Regions from separate parts of the Homo sapiens genome. Here region 1 is linked to region 2. The links are chromatin loops, found by intact Hi-C in ENCODE. Cell type or tissue: CD4-positive, alpha-beta T cell. All regions are shown on one strand.

What was found. A loop is a pair of places that touch in the nucleus more often than their neighbours do. Peaks named below come from ENCODE experiments on the same cell type or tissue, not always from the same donor. Only the 100,000 strongest peaks of a DNase experiment are listed, where the experiment ranks them.
Region 1: a loop joins it to region 2, with 7 times the contacts of the local background. A loop is called at or near these places in 26 of 110 quality-filtered maps.

The regions. Positions count from the first base shown.
Region 1 is chr2:28,819,544-28,824,543 of GRCh38, reverse strand. It overlaps SPDYA (speedy/RINGO cell cycle regulator family member A), which reads right to left. Exons shown (of 8, transcript NM_182756.4): 5 at 2,134-2,219. Among named protein-coding and RNA genes, the nearest start is that of SPDYA, 11 kb to the right of the region's middle. In CD4-positive, alpha-beta T cell, a CTCF peak has its summit at 3,000 (motif pointing left); a DNase peak (open chromatin) is centred at 2,993.
Region 2 is chr2:28,950,189-28,955,188 of GRCh38, reverse strand. No RefSeq gene overlaps it. Among named protein-coding and RNA genes, the nearest start is that of SNORD53B, 25 kb to the right of the region's middle. In CD4-positive, alpha-beta T cell, no CTCF peak of the experiment used is centred here; a DNase peak (open chromatin) is centred at 2,378.

The DNA of each region.
Region 1 (5,000 bases), 130 kb after region 2:
AAAGAAAAAGAAAAAAGAAATCAGTTTCTTCTAGTCCTGTTTTTTTTTTTTGTTTTTTTTTTTTTCTCCTGACAGCATCTTGCTCTGTTGCCCAGGCTGGAGTATAGTGGTGATCATAGCTCACTGCAGCCTTGAACTCCTGGGCTCAAGTGATCCTCTTCATCTCAGCCTCCCAAGTAGCTGGCACTACAGGCACATGCCACCATGCCTGGCTAATTTTTTTATTTTTATTTGTGTAGAGACTTACTATGTTGTCCAGGCTGGTCTTGGACTTCCAGCCTGAAGCAATCCTTCCGCCCCAGCCTCCCAAAGTGCTGGGATTACAGGCGTAAGCCACTGTACCCAGCCTAGTCCTATTTCTTTAATAACTCTTTGATTCTGAATTAAATACACTTTGAGTAAAAACTTTACCTTCAGTGCTGACAGCTATTGTGGTATTCAACTTAAATATTTTTTATATGTGTTCTCTAGGTAAACACTTAAAATTATATTCATATGGCTGGGCGCGGTGGCTCACGCCTGTAATCCTAGCACTTTGGGAGGCTGAGGCAGGCGGATCACTTGAGGTCAGGAGTTCGAGACCAGCCTGGCCAACGTGGTAAAACCTCATCTCTACTAAAAACACAAAAAATTAGTTGGGCGTGGTGGTGGGAGCCTGTAATCCCAGCTACTTGGGAAGCTGAGGCAGGAGAATTGCTTGAACCCGGGAGGCAGAGGTTGCAGTGAGCCAAGATCACGCCACTGCACTCCAGCCTGGGTGACAGAGTGAGACTCCATCTCAAAAAAAAAAAAAAATTTTATATATATATATATATATATATATATATATATATATATATATTCATGCATTCCCAACTACAGCATTATATCCAGCTATAGGGTAGAAAAGGAAATATACTCTTTTTTTTTTTTTCTTTCCTGAGACGGAGTCTTGCTCTGTCTCCCAGGCTGGAGTGCAGTGGTGTGATTTCGGCTCACTGCAACCTCCACCTCCCGGGTTCAAGCGATTCTCCTGCCTCAGCCTACCGAGTAGCTGGGATTATAGGTGCCCACCACCACGCCCAGCTAACTTGTGTATTTTTAGTAGAGACAGGCTTTCAACCATGTTGGCCAGGCTGGTATCGAACTCCTGACCTCAGATGATCCACCCGCCTCGGCCTCCCAAAGTGTTGGGATTACAGGCGTGAGCCACCGTGCCTGGCCAGAAACATATTCTTAAATAATGCAAATTCCAAATGTATTCTGACCTATAGATTGGAAAACCATTTCACAGATCACAATGAATATAAACTAAAGTCAGTGGAAGAACTGGAAAACAACTGTATTCCTTTGTCACAGCTCAGTGTGTTTAGTAAAAGAGCCAGTGAATACCAATGGTATCAAATACGAATAATGACTATGTTATAGATATAGGTCCACAAAGACTATGTTTAGAGCATTTTCCACAAGTTGTTCAATGTAAAAGGGCAATGATGATGGTGATTTTTACTATATATTAATTGAAAATTTCAGAGAATATTCTGGTTTTAAAAAATATCTAAGTCACAAAGAGGAGAATTTGGGATAATTTATATGGAAGCATTCTGAAAAATGTAAAACATGCAATACAAATTGAAGAGGAATACTCCAAGAAATCTTGGCCAGGCGCAGTGGCTCACACCTGTAATCCCAGCACCTTGGAAGGCCGAGGCGGGCAGATCACGAGGTCAGGAGATCAAGACCATCCTGGCCAACATGGTGAAACCCCGTCTCTACTAAAAATACAAAAATTAGCTGAGCGTGGTGGCACGTGGCTGTAATCTCAGCTACTTGGGAGGCTGAGGCAGGATAATCACTTGAACCAGGGAGTCAGAGGTTGCAGTGAGTCAGGATTGTGCCACTGCACTCCAGCCTGGCAACACAGCGAGATTCCTTCTCAAAAATAAATAAATAAATAAAAAAGGAAATCTTAGGCATATAGCATGATAAGTGAAAAAAACATAAAAATATCCTATTAAAGTAAAAAACATACAGCATTTATACAGGAAGGCCTATTCAAAGATATACATAAGGTTTTAAATAGCCTCTGTTTTAAATAAGGTGTAATGTATATAATAGATAACACAACAATCACTTAGTAGAAAGTATACTTACAGAGCAATAAAGAAATTTATCCTGGTATGCTCACTTATAGTAAATTTAGCCCTCTTGAAATAAACAAAGGTCATAGCCAAAAGATACTATAAGGAAAAAAGTTAAAAATTAATATTAATGTTTTGCTTTCATAAATAAAACTGCTTTAAAATAGTTAACTTTAAAATTTTCTGATGAATAAGCTAAAACAATAAAGTGTTACTTATTATAGAATTGTGTACTTAATTTTTGGATTCCTGTAATCCACCATGTGAACAGTGAAAAGTAATTCTTGACTATTTATTATATCATTATAAACTAGAATGGACTCCTAAATTTTATTATTGCCAATAGTTTGAGCTAAAATCCCACTTTTATCTAATTTAAATTTCAAACCTATACAGAAACTGAAATAACAGCAAAATGAACAGCCATGCATCCTCACTTAGATGCACCAAATTTGCCATGTTTGCTATCTCTATTTGTGTGTATGTATGTGTATATATAATTTTTCTAAACCCTTTTAGTTACAGACATCCATACTCACTTTTTAAAATAACTTTTTAAAATGATTTCCAAATGACTTCAGAAATTAGAATAACATGGCTGTATTTTCATGGGGAGAATGTGTTTTAAATGTATTATTAGAAAGATACATCTCTAGCCTGATTATTAGCACATATGCCAGGTTCTGTCTGTTCAAATTAAAAACAAGTTATAATAATGTATCAGATTATCTCTCGTAAGACATTTATTCATCCTATTGTAACAGGATTTGCCACAAAGGTGATACCAAGTTTTCACAGTAACTTCCAGTAAAGTACTCTTGAGATCGTGTTAAGACAGTACTCCAGGTAGTTACTTTTCCAACACTGCCCCCTTCTGCACAACAACTTTACTGCACCTTAAAACCATAAAGTTTAAAACTTCCTGACGGGCGCAGTGGCTCACACCTGTAATCCCAGCACTTTGGGAGGTCGAGGCGGGTGGATCACAAGGTCAGGAGTTCAAGACCAGGCTGGCCAATATGGTAAAACCCCCATCTCTACTAAAAATACAGAAAAATTAGCCGGGCGTGGTGGCACATGCCTGTAATCCCAGACATTTGGGAGGCTGAGGCAGGAGAATTGCTTGAACCCGGGAGGCGGAGGTTGCAGTGAGCTGAGATCACGCCACTGCACTCCAGCCTGGATGACAGAGTGAGACTCCATCTCAAAAAAAAAAAAAAAAAAAAGAAAAAGAAAAAAAAAAAATCACATCATAACTCCACATGAATTGTATATTTGATATTACAGCATTACTGTTAATTTTAAAAGTTCTATGACATTGTAATTGTTTTAAAACAGCTCTTAACTTTTAGTGATATATTGTGAAATATTTATGGATAAAATGTTAGGATGTCTGGGATCAGCTTCAAAATAATCGTTTTTGGTGAGAGGCATTAGAAGAAACAAGAACAGCCACAGTTGATCTATTGTAGCTAGATGAGATGCATATGGAGGCTCTTTGTTCTATTCTATTTACTTCAAATTGTGTATGTTTTAAATTTTCCAAAATGAAATTTAAAAAATTTTATAAACCTTCTTCTAGTGTATCCCTGTCATCTTAAGCTTAAATAAAAATCTTCACCCCAGTACTTTGTATTTAATCACAAGCTAACCTTCCACTCATTCCCTTTACTGTTGGCTAGTAGTGATGTAAAGTCACGCTTAATTTTCAAATATGACTGCTTGGTACAAAATGGCATTTACAAAGCTGAAAATTCTTAGCACGAGAAATATTTTTCTAAAAGAAAAAAATTGAAAAATACAAAGCTGAAATTTTATTTTATTATTATTATTTTTTTGAGACAGAGTCTCGATCTGTCGCCCAGGCTGGAGTGCAGTGGCTCGGTCTCGGCTCACTGCAACCTCTGCCTTCTGGGATCAAGCAATTCTCCTGTCTCAGCCTCCCGAGTAGCTGGGACTATGGGTGCGCACCACCACACCTGGCTAATTTTTGTATTTTTAGTAGAGACAGGGTTTCTCCATGTTGGCCAGGCTGGTCTTGAACTCCTGACTTCAGGTGATCTGCCCGCCTCAGCATCCCAAGCGCTAGGATCACAGGTATGAGCGACAAAGCTGAAATTTTAACCATTCAACAAAATCTAAAGAATATAGAAACATCGCTGCTCCCAGTGTGTAAGTCAGACATTCTTTTATGAAACACTGATTCCTAAACAACATGTTAAACTAATTTTACCCTACAAATTACTGAGATTTGTTTTCTCTGACTTACAAAATACTAAAATGCAGACTACCTTAGTAAAGTAAATCTCAGAATATTTTTTCTCCACAGCCTGATAAAAGGTAATAACTGATCAAAATGTATTAAGTCTATACTGATTTTCTGTTTGTGGTTCTTTGGTTTTTGTTCGTTTTTGAGACAGGGTCTGGCTCTGTCACCCAGGCTGGAGTGCAGTGGTGGTACCACAGCTCACTGCAGCCTTGATCTCCCTGGCTCAAGCAATCCTCCTGCCTCAGGATAAAATATATATATATATATATATATATATATATATATATATATATATATATATATATTTTTTTTTTTTTTTTTTTTTTTTTTTTTTAAGAGACCAGGTCTCCCTATGTTGCCAAGGCTGGTCTTGGAACTCCTGGGCTTAAGTGATCCTCTCGCCTTGGCCTTCCACAGTGTTGGGATTACAGGCATGAGCTGCCACACCTGTTTTGATTTCTGTTTTCAATCAAATACAAATTTAAGGTCATTTAAATGTAATCAATAATATTCTACAATTCCTTAAGTATAGACTGAATCTATGCTATATGCTAATTCCAGAAATTCATGTGTAAAGCTTCTGCTTTGAAGGAGCAGTGCAGGCTAGCTCT
Region 2 (5,000 bases):
CCAAACAACAGCACGAACTCCAAGGCAGCAGTTAAGAGACCACACAGCACTTTGGGAGGCAGAGGCGGGTGGATCACAAGGTCAAGAGTTCGAGACCAGCCTAGCCAACATAGTGAAACCCCGTCTCTACTAAAAATACAAAAAATTAGCCCGGTGTGGTAGCGGGCGCCTGTAATCCCAGCTACTCGGGAGGCTGAGGCAGGAGAATCGCTTGAACCTGGGAGGTGGAGGTTGCAGTGAGCCGAGATCGTGCCATTGCACTCCAGCCTGGGCAACAGTGCAAGACTCAAAAAAAAAGGGACTACACAAAAGCCCTAATGATTCTGTCTCCTGTAATCCCTCCCTGCAGACAAGCTGTCTCTGTGTACCCTGACAATTCTTTGAAATTGTAATTACACTTGTTTTGCTTCAACTGCCCCAATTTTTGTTTCTTACAACCAAATAATCTTTACTTAGCAAAGTGGGAGAATGAAAAGGCAAAAGATATTTAGGAAAATATTTCAAAGAGGTATAAAGACAACAACAATAAAAATGAATTCTAAAAGCCCCCGAAGTTAAAAATAATGTACTGTCGAGAGACAGCAATGGCATAGAATGGATAGTGCTGAAAGACTAGGATCCTACCGTAATAAAGCAAGCACGAGTGTATAGGATGGAAAGAATAATCCACAGTGTGCAGAAAACGGGCTGTGTGTGTGGGAATCCCAAGTGAGAGCCTCATCTCACAAGACACACCACAAAGAACTCCGTATAGATCAGAGAGGCAGCCTTCAACTGCTTCAGCACAACAACACATTTTAGTTGCGTACCCCCTAAAACAAATTACTTTAAGTATGTGCAATGCACTGGTATGTTCTACTTTAATTACATTTTCTTCTTTAAAAAGTGGTGGCTGCAACCCACTTTAATTATTTCATAATGCACTGAAAAGTCACAATTTACTAAAGTGTAAAAAATATAAACACACACACACAGAGACAACGAGAGAGACGAGAACAAAATGCAAGAAATACCTGCCTAGTTTCAGAAAAGGAACTTTTTTTAAGCTTAAAAATACAGTTTAAAGAAAAATAGTATTGGCCAGTGCAGTGGCTCACACATGTAATCCCAGCACTTTGGGAGGCTGAGGCAGGCAGATCACTTGAGGTCAGGAGTTCGAGACCAGCCTGACCAATATGGTGAAAACCCATCTCTACTAAAAATACAAAAATTAGCCAGGCATGGTGGCACACAACTATAATCCCAGCTACTCGGGAAACTGAGGCAGGAGAATTGCTTGCAATTCGGGAGGCGGAGGCTGCAGTGAGCCGAGATCACGCCACTACACTCCAGCCTGGGTGACAGAGTGAGACTCTGTGTCAAAAAATGAAAAGGCAAACTGTGGAAAATATTTGCGGCACATGTTTGGAAAGGAATGATTCTCTTTTATAAAAAGACTTTTTTTAAGCATGGACAAGGATCTAAACCCACAATAAAGAAATACAAATGGCAATGAGCATTACAAAAGTAGTTAAACTGAGTCATGATGAAATGGAAATAAAAACACTGCTTATGGAGCATAAAATTGATGGAACCTTTCTGGAAATTTTGGTATATTTCTTAAGTCTTAAGGGAGTATGTATGTCATTTTTCTCAGTAAGTAGAAATATCTCATAAGGATACATTTTAAGAAAAATACAAAATGTGTCTGAGAATGTTCCCTCTAGCATTACCTACAACAAATTAAAACATGAGAACAGTGAAAGTACAACATGGGTGGAATAGTGAGAACCACAAACATGATTTCAAAGGATAATTGACAATGATATTGTGTGAAAGATGATAAAATGAATATGTAGATGCCAGTTTCCTAAGAAAAGCATGTGTATTCATGCAGAGAGAAAAATTAAAAGGAGACACACCAAAACACTATAGTTATCTCTGTTATATGATTTTATTTTCCTTCTTTGCCAAATTTCCTCAATGAACATGTCACTGGCTTTCAAAACAATAGATTGTTACAATCTTATTTTAAAAAAACATTGTATTAAGTTCCCTTTTTCACCTTTGGAAAGGGGAACTGTGTCCACCCATAAGGCTGTGTCTGGATTTCTTGATAACGCCAAAGACAAAAAAGAATTTCCGTTAGAACTTATTCCCCCATCATGTAACAATTAACTGTTCTGAAAATAATCCCTTAGCCAGACGCTGCACTCTGATGTTCAACGTGTACCCACAGATGCTGCTCCGTGAGGTTCTTACAGCATCCATGAGACAGGTGGCACTGCTGTTACTCTCCTGTCACACTCCAGAAAAAAGAAGTCGAGTTATAACTGCCACACTGTAGGGTGGACCCAGAACTAGCACTCAGCTTCTGGACCCCAATGCAGTCTCTTCTCACAACAGACTGACTTGCATTCCTGTCTGCCCTCCTTTTATTTCTTGTACCTCATCAAACCACAAAAGTCCCCAAATGAAAGACTGCCAGTTGCACAACAATGTGACTATACTTCATGACAGAACTGTATACTTAAAAATGATTAACATGGTAAATGTTATGTATATTTTGCCACAAAAAAAAAGGGAGAGGCCTTTGTCGAGGTTGAGTCATGAATTAACAAGGTCAAAGTCTGGCTGAATCTATCCAGTTTGTTTTTTAGGTATAACCGTATTCCTAGGGAACCCAGGCTCACCAGCAAGCTATCCCTAAACTATGAGAAAGCACCCTGACCAGCAACCCTAAGTGGGTGCCTGAGGAGACTCAAAACATCCAAATTCCAGCCAGTCAACTGTTTGTTTACAATTCCTGTTGACAAAAGGAGAGTGGTCAGCAGGCAGTAAGACGACCTAGCACAACACACAACAGAGTCAAGAACTCCAACCCCATCAGTACAGACAGGCCAGGCTTCGTCCACACCACCAGCTACGAAGGCCACCCAGTTCATTTCTCTTACCCCAGTTCCACACTCTGGTCCAAACGCAATCTTCCAGTTATGAAACTGGTTTATTATGCAACTCTCCTGAGTACAAAGAAGGGTCACCACCCAACGAGAACATCCTGCTCCACTGAGAGGAATGTTACTTGTCGCAAATAAATACAACATGCAAACACAATTTCTCTTGGAAGGCTGGTTAGCAATTCGACTCTGTGAAATTGCATCAAATCTAGAGACAAGAACAAAGCTTTGGCCCAGCTTTGGAACATCATGACCACACACGACCAACTAAGGGAGCTGCCGAGTCCTCGCTCGACTTCAGTGCTGCTTCTGGTCTCTCTGTTGAACTTTCTGGACAGCTCTAGGTCGGGCAGGAATCTCTAACAAATTAAACTACAACAGGGCCATGGGCAAGCCTGGGGGAAAATGTCTTCATTACCTCGTTTTTATTTCCCTTTAAAGGCCCTAATTTTAGCACCCGAAAGATGTATCTCCTCTCTCTCTGAGCCATTATTACCTAGGATATGCCAGGCCATTTTAAAGTGGTAATTTTCAACCTTTGGATTTTTCATATGACATCCAAGCAAACTTCATTTTGCACTGCTTTCTACACAATGACTTGTAATTGTTCTGGGACAACAGGCGTGTGCCACCATGCCCAGCTATTTATTTTTCTCAGAAATATTTTCATATTAAAAATTACCCACATATATATGAACACAAGTTATACTATGGATGGGTACAGACAACCCAGTGTCCTCACACAGAGTCAGCCAGCACCATGCGAAGACGAAGCACTACCCACCCCATGCTTTGTCCACACCGGGCGTCCTCAGTCTGAATGACGCCTGCTAATCCTGTTACACTGCTACGGCTTCTCATTCTGCCACTGCTTTGTGATCCACCGCACAATTCTGTCAGCATAAGGACAGTGCTGAGGTGCCACAAAAGTCAAAAGCTAACTACATTTGATTAAAAGAAAATCTAATTTTATGCCTGAGTTGTCTTCAAAGACATGATCACAAATGGTCACAGGAGGAGCACTGGAAAAGCCACTGCTGCCTGGATGGGTTCACCAGTTATCTTACCAATTACAACTGAAAGAAACTACAGCTAAAGAATGGCAAGAATTCAAATCTGGCCGGGCGTGGTGGCTTGCGCCTAAGCACCACGCCCAGCCAGCACTTTGGGAGGCCAAGGCAGGAGGATCACTTGAGCCTAGGAGTTTAGGACCAGCAACATGGCAAAACCCAATCTCTATAAAATAAATATCAAAATTATCCAGGCCTGCTGGTGTGCACCTCTAGTTCCAGCTACTCAAGAGGATGAGAGGCAGAAGGATCACTTGAGCCTAGGAAGCATGATCATGCCACTGCACTCCAGTCTGGGTGAGAACAAGACCCTGTCTCCACAAAAAAAAAAAAAAAAAAAGATAATTCAAATTTGAAGAGAATAGAACAAATATCAGTTCCTCCTACCTCATTGTCACTCTTTCTTGGGATCCCTGGGGTCCCCGCTCCTGCCCAGGACCAGGCCTGGGGGCTCTTTCTCTATTCAGACCATGCCCTTGGGAAGCTCACCCAGTCTTAGACAGCTTTAATGTCACAACCATGCCAACACCAAATTACCACCTCCATCCCAACCTCTCCCCAAGTTACGTGGGTATGTACCTGCATGCCTAATAGGTATCTATAACACACCATGTCCAGAACTCAGTTCCTGATCTCTCCTCACAAACCCACTCCACCCACAGCAGCATCCAGGTGCTAGCAAAAAGCACCTGTGAATCATATCTGCTTTCTGGCTTCCTTGCACATCTCATAAGAAATCCCATCAGCTCTATCCCAAATATCAGAAGCCAACCAATTCTTTCCAACTCCAATAATACCACCCTGACCCAAGTTACCATCACCTCTTCCCTAGATTGCTCTAAAAGCACCCTACTGGTTTCTGCCTTACAAGAAACTGTCCTTCAGTGCTTTCTCAACCCAACAGCCAAGGTGATACTGAATTCTTAACACAGAAGGCAGACCATGTCACTCTTCCGCTCAAACTCTCGTCAGTCAGCATGTCCTTACAATGGCC